Regions from separate parts of the Mus musculus genome. Here region 2 is linked to region 1. The links are chromatin loops, found by intact Hi-C in ENCODE. Cell type or tissue: heart. All regions are shown on one strand. Links, peaks and the distances in the headings refer to the core of each region. The heading gives the core; the rest is flanking DNA.

Region 1 (4,395 bases), core at 149-4,148:
TGTGCCCAACATATAAGAAGCCTTCTGGTAATGCTGACCAAAAGAATGAATACCTGCTGTCTGCCAGGTACCGAGAACACAGCTGTACACTATGGTTCTTTTGACAGTTTTGTGAAATGAAAGCAATATATACAAATAAATGTATAAAGCCTCATGAGATCAGACACGGGGGAAGCCAAGCTTCCCGGAGGATCTCAATCTGACCTGACCCATATGGAATCCATCAGTCAGTAATTAAACAAATGACAGCCCTGACAGAGGGAGCAGTCACATGTGCAGATATACAAGCAGCAAGCGTCCAGCTGGTCAGAACACAATTCCAGAGTGAGGGCACACTGCAGGACAAGGCCACAATGCTAGGTCATACACTGTTTGCTCTGCATGCCGTGCAAAGGGAATCCAGACTTTATTAACATCGACAAACTTCAGTGATTTGCTAAGAACAAGTAATCACCTTGCATTTTGTTTTAAAAGCCATTTTGATTCTTGAATGGAAGATAAGCTAGAGGAAGTCTACTGCAAAGTCTATACCAGAGGTTCTCAGGGGCTCGAGTAGTGAAGTAAGTTCTGGAATGCTTAAGGGGGAGAATCAACAGGATCTAGGGTTGCACGGATGGTTTAAAATGAGGGATTAAAAAGTCACCATTGATCACAGGCTTGTGGTTGAATCAGTAAGTACAGCTGGGTATCCCAATACAGGAAGGAGAAGAAAGTTGGGAAAGGTGTAGATCGGTAGAAGATACTGAGTGGGAAGTGTTCCAAGACATCTGGTTTCCTTTAGGAGGCAAGAGATACTGCCCTAGAGACAAGAGACGTGAGACTAAGATGGTGACGTTTTATTGGCAACTCAATTAAATACCTTGGGCATTGATGAATCACAGCTTTGAGTAAGTACGTGGGGGGGTTTCTAAGGAGGAGAGAAGAGCTAAGCCTGAATGGCTGGGCTGGTCACTGTCATCTGCTGAGAAACCTAATCTGAATAAAAGGGAGGAAGCCCACCGAACATTGTCATCCTTCTCTCTGCTTCATGATCTATGAGATGGGAAGTGCCTCAGCTACACACTCCCTCAGCCATGCACACCACCACCCCTGTCCTGCCATGACTGAGCATTAACCTTTCAAAGCCCAGCCGGAATAAACCCTTTCACTGTGGTGAGAAGAGTAACAAATACAAGGCACTATAAAGACACTGATGTTGTGGACTTGGTCCAGCCAGAGTTGGTAGGCAAGAAGCAGGCAGAGCTCTGCCGAGAATATGCAATGGAGTCAAGGCATAGGCAGCATAGTCAACTAGAGGACCAGAGGGAGGACCAAGCAGGAAGACCTGGAGGATGATGGAAGCCAGCTTCCGTGAACATCCTAGGGGACAGGCAATAAATATTCTAGAAAGAAAGATGAAGGAAGGGTTTAGCTTTAGCCTCTGGACTTGGATTAGTTAGGGTTTTAAAAAAATTGATCTTTCTGAATCCTGATCATATCTTTTAATCCCCCTGACACAAGTCAAATATTAAGAGATTTCTATTAATAGAATTATCACAGCGTTGCCCAAATGTCCCTTGTGTGTTATTGGTGGGACTTTACAGTCAGATATTTCAGGGTCTGTCTGACTTGGGCTGGCATTTTTCAGCCATCACTCATTCCACAAGGACTGAGCATCTGTAAGGTATCTTTAAGCATCTACAAACACCGTGCTAGTAGGCAGGGCACAGAGGGGCATCAGTAGCCACCTGTCCTCCAGAAGTCTGGCAACCCTTAACCCGGATTTTCAGTGGGGAGAGAGGAGAAAATTGTTACTTCTTTTAGCTTCTTGTTTGTGGGACAGACATCAAGGTGAAAGAATCTAGCAGCCTAGCCTTGAAAGGAAAATGTGTGTGCATGGTTTATCTGCATGTGTAATGACGGCTGGGGCCAGAAGAGGGCAGCAAATCTTCCGGATCTGACAGTTGTGAGCCTCCATGTGCTAAGACTCAAACCCAGGTCCTCTGGAAGAGCATCTATTTTTCCTAAATGCCCAGCTTTAGCAAAGTGCAAATTTCGGAAGAAATCAACAAGGGCAGGGGACTCCATGTGAATAAGAAGTTGAGCTCCTGGACTTGTAGCTCATCACCATGAATCTCCAAGAGATGAGTTCCTAGCCAACACACATTCTCTTCCACTGCTGTTTCTACCTCACAGAAAAATATGTCCTTTAAACCTTGTCCTTGTCTGCCCTGCGACCTATGCGGCATCTGTGAGGTTTATTTTTAAATCACATGCTTTAGCTGTGTTCAAAATATAAATAGGTTTGCACATACCAGCTCTTGCCAGCAGAGCGTGAGTCGTTTCTTATCTAATGCAGTTTGGTTCAGCGTCTTTGGCTTCTTTTCTGCTTCAGAGATAAAAACTCTGAAAGAGAAGATCCGTTTTGCAGCTTGCTTAGTGAAAATCCATTTGTGTGATTCCAGAGATTTGGAGAAAAAAAAATCTACTCTCTGTCGCACAATGAAAAGTTGGTAGATCCACAAAACCCAGGTTTTTAAATTTAGGTTCAAACAATGGTGTGCTAATTGTTTCTAACTAAGAAAAAAATTGAAAATGATACCCAGGCCCTGCATTAGTTTGAGATTTTCGAATTCTACTTCATACAAACTCATTGTAACTGCTATCAAAGTTCACTACAAATTTGCATGAAATAATACAGTCTTACATATTTAAGACACACCAATGCTTTTCTGAAATGTTACATATAGAGCAGATCTTTTAGAATCAAGACTGAGATATGTCCCCACCTTCTTGAAGAGTAACATTTTTGGAGATGAAATTTCAAATGTGTTTAAAAAGGAAAATAACAATGGCTATGAATAAAATTCAAGAAGAAATATAAATGAACATATTATCTTTACTGATGATTTAAATGATATTACAATTAATGAGACTTCACTTATAAAAGTAATGTTATCCACAATTAGTGGTGGTAAGGGGGAGTATAGAAAGTGTGGGCTATTGTAGAAATAACTGGTTATTTATTGTTTACAAATACTTGATAGAACTGATGTATGTTTTAACACGTGCATAGTTGGATTAAAAAATTACGGTAGAGTTCTTGTCCTTTGGAAATAGTGGAATGATCTTTTAAGAATATATTTATAGAGTATTTGCCATGGTGTTAGAATAAATGGAATAATGAACTATTGTTTAAGATACATTATGATATATCCATGTGTGAAGTTGCCTGGGATATATTACAAATGTAGGAGCAACTGCTGGGCAAATATCTGCAGCCATTTGGAAGAAACGATGTATTTTATGAGTGTGTATGTAAGGATATGTGTCTGCAAAGGCAGGGAAAACTAGTCCAGGAGGAAAAATTTAACCTCTTTTCTCTGAAAGTAGGAATATACAGAAAACTGAAAATATATCCATAACAGGACTGTGAATATGGAATCTAGATGCACATATTATACAATAAGCGTGTGGTCCTTGTGTGGTGAAACAATTACAAAGGAAATTTACAAAGGAGAATCTAGGATGGGAGACTCCACCCAGGCTCTGCCTGGTACCTTTTGGAAACCTTGTCACACTCTCTTTGGGGATCCTCTTAAAACTGCATTTCCTGTTCCTTTTTATAAAGAGTAAGATGGTCATATTTTGCGTTGGGAGTACTCTTGTTGCATCCCTGTGATTACTAAAAGTACAGGGAATTCCATCCCACTCTCTGGGATGGACCAGCCCAAGTAGACATGTTAGCTGCCTAGAGTCTCTCCTATCACACAGAGACTAATGGAAATACATTTTTTCTGCATCAGAATTGGGGTGAGTGATGCAATGTTTGCCTTCATTCATTCCCACCTCACAGACCCAGCCTACCCTCTGGCTGTGGGCAGCCGGGTCACCTCTACATGATGAATGGCTTGCCCTTGTTGTAGAGGTGGTCTCAGAAGACCAACTGCTTGTCGAAGAAAGGTTCAAGCAGCGAGAATTCCAATCTGACCTCCCTCGGGCCCAGCCTGCTTTCTCAGACCCGAAGTTCCTGGCTAGAAAACTACCGTTTTGATGACGGACACATGCGGGTGTCCTTTCAGTTGACTGAAAACTTGAAGAAAAGGAGGGACAGTTAATTATCACCCTCAAGACCTCCCGGAATATGGAAGTTATTGAGCTGTTACTTGCTTGCCGATACTTTGCCACATGAGGTGTGAGATTATGACGCTTTTAAAAGGTGTTTCAAGGGAATTGTCACTGGCCCTTGGTTCACATCAGGACTCATGCTTAATATTGCTTTGTGCTGAAAAGATGTAAGCAGATGAAGATAGCACAAGTGACATATTTATTTCTTTGCTTACATGCATATATATATAAATACATGCATATGTATATATACATACATATATACATGCATACATACACACACATGTA
Region 2 (4,395 bases), core at 104-4,103, 49 kb after region 1:
AGGTAGAGGAGGCAAATTTGCATATGGACCTCTGGTTGCCCTGAGATGTCTGGGCATCCACACACCTGTGTTCATCTGTCAGGATGCTAAGACCCCAGCAAATATGGCTGCCAAGGGCTTCCCCTCTAACCCAGGCCAGCTCTGCTCTTTACACCGTCACCCCACCCAATCAAAGACAAACTTCTCCTTCCAACAGGGCTTGGCTCTAGGATCCTGTGCCTTACCTAAACTGCTCCAATGGGTTAAAATTAGAGTCCGGTTACCTTCCTCTGTATACTGAGGAAAACAAAGAGAGGTTCCCATCCTTTCAGAGTACAATGCTGTTCACGTTCAGTGCTGAAAATGGTCAAGGTGTTCCACTGGTGACCTCATTTGCTTTGCATAGCTCATGTCCTGAGTCATTTCTGCTACCAAGAGGAGCTGATTAGATCTGAGAGTAAAACTTTAATTAGTGCAGTCAAGTGAGGCTCTCTAAATCCCTCACACGGAGCCAGCCCAACGCAATTACTCACGAGCAGTGTACCCACTCATCTGTACCCCAGACAGGACTCAGAAGGAGAAACTAAAAAGCCAACTGGAAATTGGGGGCTCCAGCTTTCACGGGGGGGGGGGGCGCTGCCAGGGTGGAAACAACCTACTAAAAGCTTGTCTGTCCCATCATACAGCCCTCTGCAGGCTTGCACAAGACATGTCCAACACTTCTCCTGAACGAGACTTCCGTGAGATTCACAGAGTCCCAGAAACGGGGCTCTGCCACCCTCTTCTCCCTGGTGCAACCTCACTCTCTAGAGCTCTGCTGCCTGTTAATTTGCTTTAAGTAGACGCTGCAGTTTGAGCCTTGTGGAAGGGACGAGGCCCTCTCATGCCTGTCTACTTCTTCAAGAGTGCTTGGAATTCCAGCCTAGGTTCAGAGACCAAATAGAACACATGTTAAAGCCCCAGCTCTGCGCTTCACAGACTCATCCTAAAAACACCAAAGGGAATGGTCTAAAGCTATGCACACTCCCAGGCCTTTAGCCCAGGAAGCTCGGAAAATATTTGCAGTTGATATTGACCTTAAACTCCAGTACTATACCGAAATCTTCATTGGTTCCCAATGCATGGTGAGAATAAAATCATAAAGGAGGGCTCCCATACATAAACACAATGCATCGCATCCTATACCTGCCTGAAATCCCCATTTATACAGTAGCATATGCCATATGTAAACCAAGGAGAAGGGTGGAGCCAAGACCCTGAGCATGTAAAGAGTAACTACATGTCCTATTCTTATGTTGCTCTCTCTACCCTCCTTTAAGCACATAACCATGCACAGAGTCCTAGGAGGGAGGGAGGCTGGCAGGATACTACAGCATACTGGGTTAGACCCAGGCTCTGGTCTTATTTTGGCCTCATTCACTCTTGTGACCTGGAGCAAACTGCATAACTTCTCTATGCCTTCATTTTGCCATGAGTATCAAGTACTGAGCTCTGAGAACTGAGTTTCTGTGTGAAGAGCACCAGGCTGGTCCTAGCACAGCCAGTGTCATTCTTATGGTGTGTAGGCCCAGGGAAGCTGACAGATGCACTTGTACTGGCTGCTGGAAACAGAACAACCCCTTTCGCAGCTGCCTGACTGCCCCACCTTCTGCACTATGCGGAGATTGAGCCGGTCTGCCATACTCTATCATACAGCACACATTTCAACACAGATTAGCCATTCATTCTGTCCGTACTGCTGAAAGCACTCTGAGACAGTCAATGATGCTGCAGCTAAACTGAGCATGCCACTCAACCTTCCCCACAGCATCGAGCAAGGTGGGTGAGCTCTCCTTCACATGGGGAAATTGACTTGTCAAATCTGGTTATAGATCAAAAGGCTTGGGGCAGTGACACAGGCTATAATCCCAGCACTTGAGGGGCTGAGGCAGGAGGATTAGAAACTTGAGGCCAGCCTAGGCTACATAATGAAACCCTGTCATAAAAAAGTAAACAAAGAAATATTTAAAAGAGCCATCTGCCTAGCAACAGCTCACCATCATAAACAGCAGACATAATTTAACCTCACTCATCCTGCCTGACCTCTGCTGCTACCTACCTCTCAGATGTCAATCTATCTCTCAAATGTCAATGAGAGCCACCACTTTATGGAACACTAAGAGTTAGATACCATACAAGCCTTACCAAATTCAGAGCACTTCAGCTCAGAGAGGTTAAGGAACCGACCTGTAGCCACACCACAATCTCACACTCCAGATCTGCCCCTATCCCGTTCTCACCTTCAGCCCTGATGGAGGAACAGCGCCCCCAACAGCCTGCAGCAGCACAGCCTGAACCCAGCAAAGCTCCCTGAGAAGCAGAAAGTTGGGTCTCACCGTACCCTCCAAGCTCTTGAGCTAGCAAAGATGCCGGCACACGCTGACTCCCTCAACCAGGAAGTGTGCCCGAGAAGGGACAATACCTAGCACCCAGCACTTGTCCTGAAGGTTAGAAAACTCGCCTTGGGCACTGGGAGGCTCCGCAGTGTAGTACCAGAGGCCCCTCCCGCTGGGTAGGTCTCTTCCCAGGAAGCGCCCTTCCAAGTGTACCTGTTCGGCAGTGCCCTATCTCTGTTCAGAACTGCTGCACCCAGGCAGGCCAAGCCCACAGGTTCTGATCAGCAAACACAGAAACCCAGAGCAGGTCCAGAGTGGAGCAGAGAGGCTGCCTGCGTGTTTTATCCTGAATCAGGAAACCACAGGTAGATCAAGACTCAGAGAGCTGGGCATGTAGCTCACTGGTAGAGCACTAGCCTAGTGAGTGCGAGGCCCTACACTAGACCCAAACAAAGCAAACTCCAAAGAGCCTAGCTACAGACAATGGCAGAGCCTTGAGTCCAGCCTCCACCCAGCCATCATGCTGGTCCCTTAACCATCCCCTGTTCAGATGTAAGTTTTTTATTGTTAATAATAGTCATGTGCTTATATTCATTATAGTGATTATAAATATACTATATAAAATTTATCATCATTGTCGTCGTCGTGGTCGTCATTGTCACCCAATAGTGAGTACTCTTCTTTTGGCCAGCTAGCTGTCAATTAAGTATTATTCTACTCCCAACTGCAGCTGATGCTGCCATTGTGCCCAGTGTACAGATGGCAAAACTGAGCCACTGAGAGGCTGGCTTTGATCTGGAGGCATGTGACTCAGGAGCCTGAGCCTGTGGACACCCAGCCTCCCTTTGTGGCGTTTCACAGGAATGTGTGATCTGATGCTGGTTCAACAGAGCGGGTCCCTCAGGGAGAACTGGAAAATCAACAGGAAGCATGGAATCAGCCTGGTATCTCTTGTTAGAGCCCCACGGACCCAGGGGCCCCAAACCATTTCCATCTGAAACTGAAGTCCCGCCTGCTACAATTTAAGTTCCTTTTTTTTTTTGCAGAATGAGACCTCTGAGTCTGATATGGATGCCAGTCCATGCCACATGAGCAGAAAACATCTATAGAGGACACCAGCACAGTGTCGCAACTGATGCTGTGCAATAGCACCTTGGAGGAAATGCTGAACAGACTAACTGTGACTGCACCCCAGGCTGGCCAACGGCCTTGCACTCAGCTCTGGCCATGCCCCTTCCTTCAGTGACGATCAGATTGTACCCTCCAACCAGGCAGGTCTCTGTATAGCCCGTCTCCGTGCCTGATGACATTGTCATACTTCTTGGCCCACTTATTACTGTGTCCTCAGACAGGACTTCCGTAACAACCTCCCCACGCAAGTCCATGCTGAGATGGGGCAAAGAAAAGCACAACTCAAAACCGAAAAGCCCACCACCCTTCAGGAGCCAGACTGCCTTCAACTCTGAAGTCGCCCAGCTACAAATTGCCTCTCTCTGCCTCTTCTCCTTCCCAATGTTTAGCCCTGGCAGAAGCTCCCTAGAGAGGCGAAGGAATGAGCTGGCAGCCCTCAGTTAGTGACAAAAACAGCTCAGGGAAATGGTGCTGTACAATCATTGGTGTGTGACCTGCTGATACAATTAGCTTCAGATCCATTTTCAAAACACAAAAGAGAATGAGCTGCAAAGCAGCGTTCTGAGAAGGATGCCTTTACCACAAAGGCTTGCCACCTAGATGTGAGATCAGACAGACAGAAGCAACACATGAACCCCCACCCCCATGTTCTGCCACCCACCAGAGCGAAGGCATCTCTGTGTCCATATCATGACCACACATCCAGCTTTGGTTACAATCTGTTTCTTAGGAGACCTCACAAAGCTGTTATCATGATTCATCAAACATTCCCAAGCATACATCAGATGCCCAGTCCTGTACTAAGGTGTCAGACACTGCAATAAGATGCCTAGAACCATACTATAGGCATAAGAGACCGAGACGATGAGAATGAAGGCAGAGCATTGGAGTCATCTCAGCAGCTGATGCC

What was found. A loop is a pair of places that touch in the nucleus more often than their neighbours do. Peaks named below come from ENCODE experiments on the same cell type or tissue, not always from the same donor. Only the 100,000 strongest peaks of a DNase experiment are listed, where the experiment ranks them.
Region 2: a loop joins it to region 1, with 2.1 times the contacts of the local background. A loop is called at or near these places in 4 of 42 quality-filtered maps.

What each region holds. Positions count from the first base shown.
Region 1 is chr15:58,575,865-58,580,259 of GRCm38, reverse strand. It overlaps Fer1l6 (fer-1-like 6 (C. elegans)), which reads right to left. Exons shown (of 41, transcript NM_001370912.1): 16 at 2,295-2,385. Among named protein-coding and RNA genes, the nearest start is that of Gm36451, 19 kb to the left of the region's middle. In heart, for the core only: a CTCF peak has its summit at 1,913 (motif pointing right); a DNase peak (open chromatin) is centred at 219; H3K27ac peaks cover 1,175 bases.
Region 2 is chr15:58,526,414-58,530,808 of GRCm38, reverse strand. All of the region lies in intron 1 of Fer1l6 (fer-1-like 6 (C. elegans)), which reads right to left. Among named protein-coding and RNA genes, the nearest start is that of Fer1l6, 19 kb to the right of the region's middle. In heart, for the core only: a CTCF peak has its summit at 2,284; no DNase peak of the experiment used is centred there; H3K27ac peaks cover 436 bases.